Regions from separate parts of the Mus musculus genome. Here region 2 is linked to region 1. The links are chromatin loops, found by intact Hi-C in ENCODE. Cell type or tissue: heart. All regions are shown on one strand. Each heading gives the region's core, and the rest is flanking DNA. Links, peaks and the distances in the headings are about the cores only. Region 1 overlaps Frs2 (fibroblast growth factor receptor substrate 2). Region 2 has its middle 14 kb from the start of Gm31963.

Region 1 (5,375 bases), core at 204-5,203:
TGATGTGAAAGTAGATTGGGGGGGGGGGGGGGGGCGGGACTATCTAGCTACAAGGATTAGCAAGAGTGAGAGGTGGGTGTGATCACACTTTATTATGTACATTTGTGAAAATGTCAATAAAGCCCACTTTATGTATAATGGATCTATGTAATGAGACTTTTCCTAAGTTGTGAGAACACTCAGAAAGGAAGACATTGTGAAACAGGCACCGTGGCGGTCTGAATGGCTCCCACAGACTCATATATCTCAATCTAGTTCCTATGAGCAGCACTAGGAGGTGTGGCCTTGTGTTGTGAGGCCATGTGTCACTGGGAAGCCCAGGCCAGGCCAGCGCCCTCTGCCTGCTGCCTGTGGAACAGGATGTTAAAGCTGTTAGCTACTGCACAGCTCCACTGCTGACATAGACAGTTAACACTTTATTTCTATCAAGGGCACAGTGTCTCGTGCATGCTTGGTAAATGAATCCATAACTTATGTCTACCTCCACCGAGGGCTCGGTGGCCAAGCCTGTGTCTCCATGCCATGTTGTATTCAGAGTAACTGGAAGTGCAATGCTTCCAAACACTATCATCTGGAGAAAAGAAAGGCTCTCCCTACCTTGTCCAGTCTGACACCTTCGACCACTTTCAAAAGAAAACAGATTTGAGTCATAGCCGTATCGTCGTAGGCAGAGGTAGTGCCATTTTACCGAGTCCCGTTTCCGGGTGTACAGAATCAGCTCTGTGTCTGTGAGTTCCATCACACCAGAGCCTAGCTCATTCCCATCATCATCCACATTAATGACCTAGAAGGAGATGAGAGCAGCTTAACATTCACGACCTTTTAGACAAGAAGCACTGCTGAGAATTCTGTCAGCTTCCCTCCACTTGCTGCTTCACTCACCACCAGTGTGTGTAGAGGAATGGACTATGTCCCAGTAAGATAGAGAATTTACATTCCCACTTAATAAGACACAAACACCAAGTCAGACGGTTTGATTGTTGACAAATGAATGCAACACAGCCCGCACAAGGTGGCGACGGTAGCCTAAGGTGGATGAAAAAAACCACGGCCCCTCCTTTAGGCCGGAGTAGGACTAACTTTACAGAGGAAATCGGGTGGCTCACAAGATGCACGGCACAGCACGAAGGCACGATGCTGAAACAGAATAAAGAAAGCACCTTTCAAAGAGACCAAATTCAGTCAGGCACAAAGTCCATCTAAAGGACTGGGTATACGGCTCAATGGTGGAGCAGGGGATTAGCATGCCTGAGGTCCCAGGTTCCACTCGCAGTGTTGCAACATAGAAAATGGCCAGAGACTAAGACTAAAGGGTAACACACAGAGAAACTGCTCTTCCTGGGGCACGGGCAGGTGATCTCCATGATCTCCATGTGCATTCTTCATGTCATCTTCCTAACGCCTCAGACCACAGGCTTCCACTTACTAATCACACAAACTGCCCAAGAGAGCAAAGCTGTGAAGTAACAGGGCTTGAAGTTACACAGATAGGAGTCATGCAGAGGCAAGGACCCCCAGCGCAGGGGGATAAGAGTGTACGGGACACTAACCAATCTGGGAGCAGCTACGAAGGGTGAAGGAGGACTAACTGTATGCTAACCTCAGCATGGATAGCAGTGCAGTTAAGAAGTCAAGCCAGACGTGGTGGTACATGCATGCAGTTCCAGCTAGGAAAGAGGAGGACCGAGATTGCACGCAGCCTTAGATACAGCGAGACTCTTGTACTAAGAAAAGCCCCATGATCTAAGCATGCCCAAGGATGTCTGAGACGGTGAGGGCCCCCGACTCTCACCGGCAGCAGTACTGACAAAGCGTCAGACCTTAGAGGTCTTCCAGTCACTGTAGACGTGGCTCCGATGAGGATTTCTACATGCTGACCGTGACATACATGATTCTGGTCTATAGTACATGTCTGCTCTGAGGTGCTATCACATCACATCCTACAGCAGTGGGCTACAGACCATGGACTGAAACCTCTAAGACTGACCCGAAAGAGAATTATTCTTCCATGTAAGATTTTGTTACAGTAACAGAAAGCACACAAGTGCTAAGCTTATAGTCTCAAACGAGAAAATTGTAAAATGACATTTAAAAAAATTATTACCAAACCTATGTGATTATCTGGATAAAAAGGACCAAATGAAAATTAAAAAGTGATTCCTATCATGGTCTGACCTAACAGCTCATGTGCAGGCGGCCTGGTCATCACTGAGGCAGTATTGGGGTGGTAGGACCTTTAAGAGCTGAGGCATGGTGGGAGGCCCTTATGCTATTGGGGGTGTGCCTTCAAAAGGGATCAATACAGTTCCTGTGAGACTTGAGGCAGTCCACAGTCTCTTTCCCACACAGAGGTAGTCTAGCAAAGGGGCTCTTGGGCAGGGCCAGTGCTGCGCTGACTGAAGTCTTTTCTTCAGAGCTGTGAACTGAGCGCACCTCTGTGCTTTGTAAGTGCTTAGCTTTAGGTGTTTGCTGCAGCAGTGAAGAACAGAGCAACAACCCATACTGTTAGTAAGAAAGCACCATTGTTTACTCAAATACGAAAAGGCACACTGTGGGAGAGGAGGGGGATTTTTAAAAAGGCAACATACGGGACTGGCGAGATGGCTCAGCGGGTAAGAGCACTGACTGCTCTTCCAAAGGACCTGAGTTCAAATCCCAGCAACCACATGGTGGCTCACAACCACCCATAATGAGATCTGATGCCCTCTTCTGGTGCATCTGAAGACAACTACAGTGTACTTATTTATAACAATAAATAAATCTTAAAAAAAAAAAAAAAAAAGGCAACATAGATCAATGTCTGAGTAGTATGTCCAAGTAGGCAGGAGAAACATTTATAGTTCTGCTGGTTTTACTGACCTTAAACTTGTTCCGATGGTTATCTGGGACAGTGTCTTTATCTGGACAGCTACAACAGCTACCCATGGCTTCTTCAGAAGACCATGTGAGCACTACAAAGAAAATAATTTGAAGAAAATTATTATACACAGGATACAAAAGATCCAAAACAGGAAAAGCCCACAAAGCATCCCGTGTAAGCATGGTGCTTCGATGCAGGAAAGAATGCCCAATAATGTTCATGTTTAGGATTAATTCATTCAACTAGTTGGTCAATTTATGCTTTTAATAAGAATAAACTATACACGCCACAGAAACTCACATTTCTAGTTTAATTTATAACAGTCTGCTCACTCTACAACCTTATGCCACTATCTAAATAATTAGTTTACAATCACTCAACAGTTAATCAAGAAACCAATCTTTTATGTATCAGAAAGTTCACACTCTCCCTTAAAAAAAAAAAAAAAAGTTGAGCACGTAGCACATGCCTTTAATTCAGAGCCGAAACAGGCAGCTCTGTGAGGCCAGCCTGATTTACATAGCAAGTCCCAGGCCAGCCGGGGCTGCACAGTGAAACCCTGTCTCCAAAAAAAAAAAAAAAAGTTAAAAAAAAAAAAGTTTTAAAAAACAACTTAAAAAAAAGGATGCTATACTTTTAGCCATCGGTTATTCTGATTCTCATTGTAGTACCTTTTTTACATATTCTATTAGACAAGAGTTCATTGGTGACATCAAAGAGTTCATACAATATCAAATCTTAAACAGTACATTAGTAGGGAAAAAGGTCAACTTAAAATTCCACCAGTAAAGCCGGGCGTGGTGGCGCACGCCTTTAATCCCAGCACTTGGGAGGCAGAGGCAGGTGGATTTCTGAGTTCGAGGCCAGCCTGGTGTACAAAGTGAGTTCCAGGACAGCCAGGGCTATACAGAGAAACCCTGTCTCCAAAACCAAAACCAAAACCAAAACCAAAACCAAAACCAAAAAAAAAAAAAAATTCCACCAGTAGCATAAAACACACAGCACTGGGCAACCTGATATTTTGTGTATTTAATTCTTTGCCTCAGAAGGTCAGATAGGAAAGGTTACAGAGGTGAGATTCATGTTCAAGGCCATTCCAAATAAACACAGGAGAATGTCAAAGCAGTCCTTCTAACAGAGTAGCGAGGTGGAGTGACCCTGCTGTGTGCTACACAGGGAATGAAGCCACACAGGCCGTAACCTTATAAGCACAGCTCTGACTGAAACCATTAGACACTTCTTCCCACTTTCAGGTTTAACAACCAAGCCCTCCTCTTCCTCAGAGTAACAGACTGCCTTCTCCCACATTAGCCTACTGCATCATGTTCTTCCACACAGCTTTCTGTGGCTTCCTTTTCTCAAGATTAAACTTCCCAACTCCAGCCCTATTGGGCTGATTTAGAATTGTTTTAGACTTCTCACCCATCCCCATCTAAGTTCCCCCAGGCTGTCCTGATAGCAAAGTATCCACTAAGTAGCAGGAACTGGGGTTGGCGATCTATTTATGTCCCGTTCTCCCTCCATTAGAAGCCCCTTCCAGTAGAAGCAGACCACACTCATCTGTGCAGACTTTAGGCCATCTGTGAGCCTGCGGAGTGATAACTGCCAGTATCCCCACAGTGAACTGTCGAGGCCTTTTACCATGTTTTGTTGCAACAGTTCTGTTCTGTACTGACTCACTCCACTGGGACCTCGCTGAGAATAGCCCATGTCCTCTTCATTTCCTAGGGCACTAGCATACTATCCAACACAGATATGCTCCATATGTGTTGTTCTTTTTTTACCAAGAAGGGCTAAATTATTAAATTTTGTAAACTTTTTTTTATTTATTATTATACATAAGTACACTGTAGCTGTCTTCAGACACACCAGAAGAGGGAGTTAGATCTCATTACAGATGGTTGTGAGCCACCATGTGGTTGCTGGCATTTGAACTCAGGACCTTCAGAAGAGCAGTCAGTGCTCTTTACTGCTGAGCCATCTCTCCAGCCTGTAAACTTTTTTAAGTTTACAAAAAAGATGTAATTGATGGAAACATTTTGAAAATCTTAAAATTATATAGCATTCTTTCCCCACCCTCCTTAAAACTCATTCATTTTAACCACAAAGGGGAGATACTCAGGTGTGTGTTTAAAATTTAGTTGCCCGCAGGATACACTTGAGTGAGAAAACTGAACTAGGATAAAAGCCTAGCAACACAACAGCAGTAGCACGAGGAAGAAAGTCATGGCTTTAGAGCCACAGCCAACAGTGCTGAGTGGCTGACTGTCCCCAGGAGCCGGAAGCAAGGGTCTATTCTATCTGCTGTGTAGGTGCTGGGGACTCTTCTGGTGCAGACGGACTCAGCTGCGACAATCCTAACCTGAGGCTACAAACAAAGAGCTAAGTATGGAAATATGGGTTTGAGGGAGGAGCTTAGAAAGCAGACTCCATGGACCACTGAAGCTATTAAGTGAAGGAGAGCCGGGGCTGGAGGCAGCTTAGCACGTGAGAGGACTTAGCACTTTTGCAGAGG
Region 2 (5,375 bases), core at 141-5,140, 130 kb after region 1:
TCCCTCTTAACACCTTTTCCTTTTTAAGATAGGATCTTACTGCATAGCCCGGGCTGATCCTGAACTCTCAGGAATCCTCCTGCATCAGCCTTCCAAGTGCTAGAATTACAAGTAGACTGTGAGGCCCAACTTTTTAAAGGATACTAGCCAGCTCTGTGTGGCCGCACACTTTTAACCCCAATCTTGGAAGGCAGAGATAAGCTGGTCTCTGTGAGTTTGAGGCTGGTCTACACACCTAGCTCCAGGCCAGCCAGGGCTACACAGTGAGACCCTGTCTCAAAAACAAAGAAACTAACTCACTAACTAACTAACTAACTAAGAAACTAACTAAGAGCACTCGTATTGAATTAGCTCCCACTGTGATGACTTAGTTTAATTACATATTTAAAGATTTAATCTTCATATATAATTACATTCTGAGGTACTGGGGGCTAGGGTTTCAACACACAAACTTTGGAGGGAACACAAATCATCCCCGAAACAATATATAAATTATACTCTAATAAAAGCGCGCTGCTGATGTCTTGCGCTCTGCGTTCAATGCCCAGTCCTTGGCATGCGTCATCTCATTTGACCTGTTACGAGGCCATGATAATTATGCCCACCGTTAAGCATGAACAAAGTAAGGCCCAGAGAAGCTAAATAGCCTGCCTCGGGTCATAAAGCCAGCAAAGGAGGCATGGCTCAGACTTTGAAGTCCTGTTCTCGAGCCCACACTTTGAATCCTTGAGCCAATGCCAGCCCCCACACAGCCATGCCGGCCCCCACACAGGCAGCGGTAATGACTGAAGATGAGGATGATCGGGATCCGGGGTCACAAACGCCCTGAATCCAAACCGGAGAACGGTCACGTGACGTGGGCATGACCGCGGGACTCCTCCTGTGGGGAGGTTTGTGACTCCTCCCAGAGAAGCCTTTGCTGGAGAGATCCCGTCTACCACAGACAATAAGACAACTGGTCACTCGGGAGGCCAGCCTGGTCTACAGAGTGAGTTCCAGGACAGCCAGGGCTACACAGAGAAACCCTGTCTTGAAAAACCAAAAAAAAAAAAAAAAGGCAAGTGGTGCTGTGTGCCTGGCCCGTGGTCCATGATGGAGGATGACTAAAACAGGCGGCGACTTACATCTCAAGAATGTTCTACTTGTTCTACTTGAAGTGACCTCAAAATATCCAAATATATTATCTAGAAGTAATTTAATACAGTCCAGAGCTTAGGATAGGCAGGTAGGCTTTTAATGATTAGCATAAAATATTACTTAAGACCATGGATAGGCAAGAATTCCTTAAAAGATGGTTCAGGCCAGGCAGTGGTGGCGCACGCCTTTAATCCCAGCACTTGGGAGGCAGAGGCAGGCGGATTTCTGAGTTCGAGGCCAACCTGGTCTACAGAGTGAGTTCCAGGACAGCCAGGGCTACAAAAAAAAAAAAAAAAAAAAAAAAAAAAAAAAAAAAAAAAAAAAAAAATGCTGGTTCAGGGTAGACACTCGGAGAGTTTTTGTAAAGTATGCCCCATAGGTGTACAAGCCTGTAATCCCAGCTCTTGGGAGGCTCAGACAAAAGGGTAAGGAGTTCAAGAACAGCGTCTGCTACACATCAAGTCTAGGCCAGTCTGGATTCCATGAGACCCAGTCTCAAACAAACAGCCCCTCTAAATAACTAATAAACTGATACTGATAGACTAAATAGAGGAATAGCTGCTGAAAGGTGTTGTCACCTGGAAAAAGGAACGGAGGAAGGAAGAGAGGGAGGGACGGACGGAGGGACGGAGGGACGGAGGGACGGAGGGAGAGAGCCAGCTGACCAACTAGGTATGCGGCTCACACCTGCAATTGGCTTTGGTAAGGATGGTTACCTTGAATTCAAGGACAAACTGGACTCCACGCCAAGACCCCATCTCCAAAGCAAACAGACAAACCAAACCTCCAAATGATGCTAAGGGGTCAAATAACAGAGTACTCCCATGGATGAGGTGGGAAGGAAGAGGACGAGGTCTTCTGCCATGTCTTGGCAAGCTCGCTTGCTCCACCCCACACCCCCCCGTCTGTGTACGTCATACGACCACAGGTGGGAATTGGTTCTCTCTTACAATGTGGTCTCTAGGGATTGAACTCAGTGAGCGAATCAGTTTGGCTCATCCACTAAGCCACTTCGCAGGCTCTAGCAATCATTTTTTTTCTTTTTAGGGTAGCTTGGACTAATCTGGTCTGCTCCGGACTCTTCAAAGGGCTCAGGGACAAACTCTAAATTCCATAGGAAATCACAGATCGCCCTCTTGTGGTCAACACGTCTTGGTGCAGGTTTAATCTAGAAAAATGAATTTTAAGGGCTAAGCCTGCTGGGTTGCCTAATCCCGCCTGTGGATAGTGAATGGTGAATTATACATACAATATATGTTATATATATGTGTTATACATACAATATGTGTTTTATATATATTATTTACTATATGGCTTCATTTATTATATAGTTTTTCAATGTTTGAATAAAAACAAGAGAAAGGAAATATTTTGATTTGAAAAACCATGTAATATTCAATTTCAGTGTCAACAAAGCCATTTTATTGGACAGTCATGCTCATTTTCTAGGTGAGACTACTTCCACACAATAGCAGATGTCACGGACTGACAGAAACTGAGATATTTACTCTCTGGGTCTCTTCAGAAAAGTTCCTGCATCCTCCACTCAGAAGGTGGGGCGCAGCCGGGTGGTGGCGGCACACACCTTTAATTCCAGCTGAGGCAGATAGATCTCTGGCTTTGAAGCCAGACTGGTCTACAGAGTGAGTTCTTGGACAGTCAGGGCTACACAATGAAAGCCTGTTTTGAAAAACAAAACAAAAAGGGGGTGCTGGTCAGACGTCTTGGTATGTTAGGTTACTTTTTAGAGATAGAAAATTTAGGGGCTGGAGAGATGGCTCTGTGGTTAAGATTGCTCTTCCAGAGGTTCAATTCCCAGTAACCACATGGTGGCTCACAACCATTTGGAATGGGATCCGATGCCCTCTTCTGGTGTGTCTGAAGACAGCTACAGTGTACTCACTTACATTAAGTAAATACTATTTAAAATTTAGCTTAGCTTTGGGCTGGAGCACTGGATACGTTCTCAGAGGACCTAGGTTCTATTTTTAGCTCCCACATGGTAGCTCACAACCATCTGTAACTCCAGGCCCAGGGGACCCGCTCTCATCTGTCCTCCAAAGGCATTTATACACAAGTGCTGCACATACCTACAGCAGGGACACAACCCTCCATAGAAAAACAATCACCTTTAAAGTAGCTTTGTGACAGACGCTAAACCTCAACAAAACAGCCATTTGGGTCGTATCCTGAAGTCTGGATCCCAGGATCCAAAGCAGGAGAAAGCCAGATGGGAAGACTGCCTTAGCACGGGCCTCTTCACCATCTTGTGGCAACAGTGGTGTCTAAGCACAAGTGAGGCAGGGTTGGAATTTAGAAAACCATTAGTGCTAATTTTAGGCTTGCTGGTCTTAAGGAGGGGTAGCCACAAAGATGAGCTGCTTCACCAGAGGGTTTTTTTTTTTTGTTTTGTTTATCCTTGTTCTTCTCAGAAATGTTTGTAACAGTACAGCAGGCACAAACTTCTGAGACAATGGACGTTATTAGGTCAGGTGTCATCTTTTTATTATAAAAGGGAGGCACTGATATTATTTCCATGATGAAATACTTTGGAATGTCTGGACAGGCGGCCTCACGTGACCGCATTTCAACAGAGATCTACTCCATACACTTTCCAAGAATGTCACCATCTCTAAGTCAGAAAACAATCCTGTTGTCTACAGCTTTGGTGAGAAGAACTTTGAGTCCGATTTTCTCACTAAGGTTGGCTCTCTCCAGCCTCTTTGCTTAAGGCCTGATCTCACGGTCACTACTGTTGTTTGCAAAAGTTTTCTTTCAGCTTTTTCTGGAACCATGACGCCTCCTTTGGTTACAGTCTTGGGCTCACTCCTCTCATCCAGTATTGTCAGAGTTGAAGAAACTCTCTAAAAGCCACCGCTCAGACCCTGGACTCACACCATTGCTGCACGGAGTCTTCTCAGTCGTTAAAACAAAGTTCTGAGTGCTTTGCATTCGTGTGTGCATGTGTGGTGCCCATGGAGGGTGCTGGGTCCCCTGGAACTGGGTTACAGTTGCGAACCATCATGTGGGTGCTGGGAACTAAACCCAGGTCCTTTGCAACAGCAACAAGCACTCTTAACTACTGAGCTGTCTCTTCAGTCCCCACCAGACGCTAGACTAACCCCTCTTTCCTGTCCTGTAGGGCTGTCTGAATCATCATGCCCAATTTCCAATGGAGACATCTATTCTTGAATTGTAATATTCTTGGTTTTGCTTTTCTAAAGCAGGGTCTTACTGGGTAGCCCTGGCCATCCTGGAACTTGCTCTGTAGACCAGGCTGGCTTCAAAGCGATCTGCGTGCCGCTGCCCCCTGAGTACTGGTGTTAAAAGGCGTGTACCATGACTGCCTGGCTCCTTTGGGATTTTCTTGGTAGGCACTGTCTTAGTCAGGGTTTCCATTGCTGTGACAAAATCGACCAAGAAGCATGTTGGGGAGGAAAGGGTTAATTCAGCTTACATTTTTGAGATCATAGTCCATCATTGGAGGAAGTCAGGACAGGAACCTGGAGGCAGGAACAGATGGAGGGGTGCTGCTTACTGGCTTGCTCCCCCATGGCTTTCTCAGCCTGCTTTCTTATAGAACCTAGGACACCAACCAGCCCAGGGATGAAATCACCCTCCATGAGCTGGGCCCTCTCCTACTGATCACTAAGATGCCTTACAGCTGGATCTCATGGAGGCATTTCCTTAACTGAGGCTCCTTCCTCTCTGATGACCCTAGCTTGTGTCAAGTTGACACACAAAACAGGCCAGCACAACCATGCCTTCTGCACATAGGGTCATCTTTCGTCTTCCCTTTCTAGCCTGGTTGACTTTAACTCACTTTCTGTCTGTCTGTCCTGGCTAGAACCCCCAGCAGGAATAGTTGTGTCAAGAGCAAACGCGCTCCCTCACTCCTGAGTCCTTGCCCTGGGCCGCTGTAACCAAGTGACACGTACTGGGTGTCTAGACAGCGGGTACTTCTTTTCTTACACTTCTGGAGGCTAGACAGAGATCAGGAAGTGGGCAGTGTTAAGTTTCTCCTGAGGTCTTTCTCTGAGCTGCTCTCCCTGTGTCCTTCCATGTCTGTTTGAATACCCTGTTTACAAAGTCATGAGCCATACTGGATTAGGGTCTACCCTTTTATTAATTCAATGACCTCGTTTAAAGACACTGTCTCAAGGTACAGTCACATTTTGAACTACCAGGATATGGACTTGAACTAGGGGAACACAATTCAGCTCCCGAGAGAGCACTGC

Evidence for each region. Hi-C counts contacts between places; a loop is a spot of excess contacts. Peaks named below come from ENCODE experiments on the same cell type or tissue, not always from the same donor. Only the 100,000 strongest peaks of a DNase experiment are listed, where the experiment ranks them.
Region 2: a loop joins it to region 1, with 2.9 times the contacts of the local background. A loop is called at or near these places in 13 of 42 quality-filtered maps.

The regions. Positions count from the first base shown.
Region 1 is chr10:117,078,163-117,083,537 of GRCm38, forward strand. Frs2 (fibroblast growth factor receptor substrate 2) reads right to left here. Exons shown (of 10, transcript NM_177798.3): 6 at 2,860-2,951; 7 at 598-784. The coding sequence starts at 2,925. Among named protein-coding and RNA genes, the nearest start is that of Cct2, 17 kb to the left of the region's middle. In heart, for the core only: CTCF peaks have their summits at 341 and 2,715 (motif pointing left); no DNase peak of the experiment used is centred there; H3K27ac peaks cover 548 bases.
Region 2 is chr10:117,207,526-117,212,900 of GRCm38, forward strand. No RefSeq gene overlaps it. Among named protein-coding and RNA genes, the nearest start is that of Gm31963, 14 kb to the right of the region's middle. In heart, for the core only: a CTCF peak has its summit at 2,277 (motif pointing left); no DNase peak of the experiment used is centred there; H3K4me3 peaks cover 524 bases; H3K27ac peaks cover 877 bases.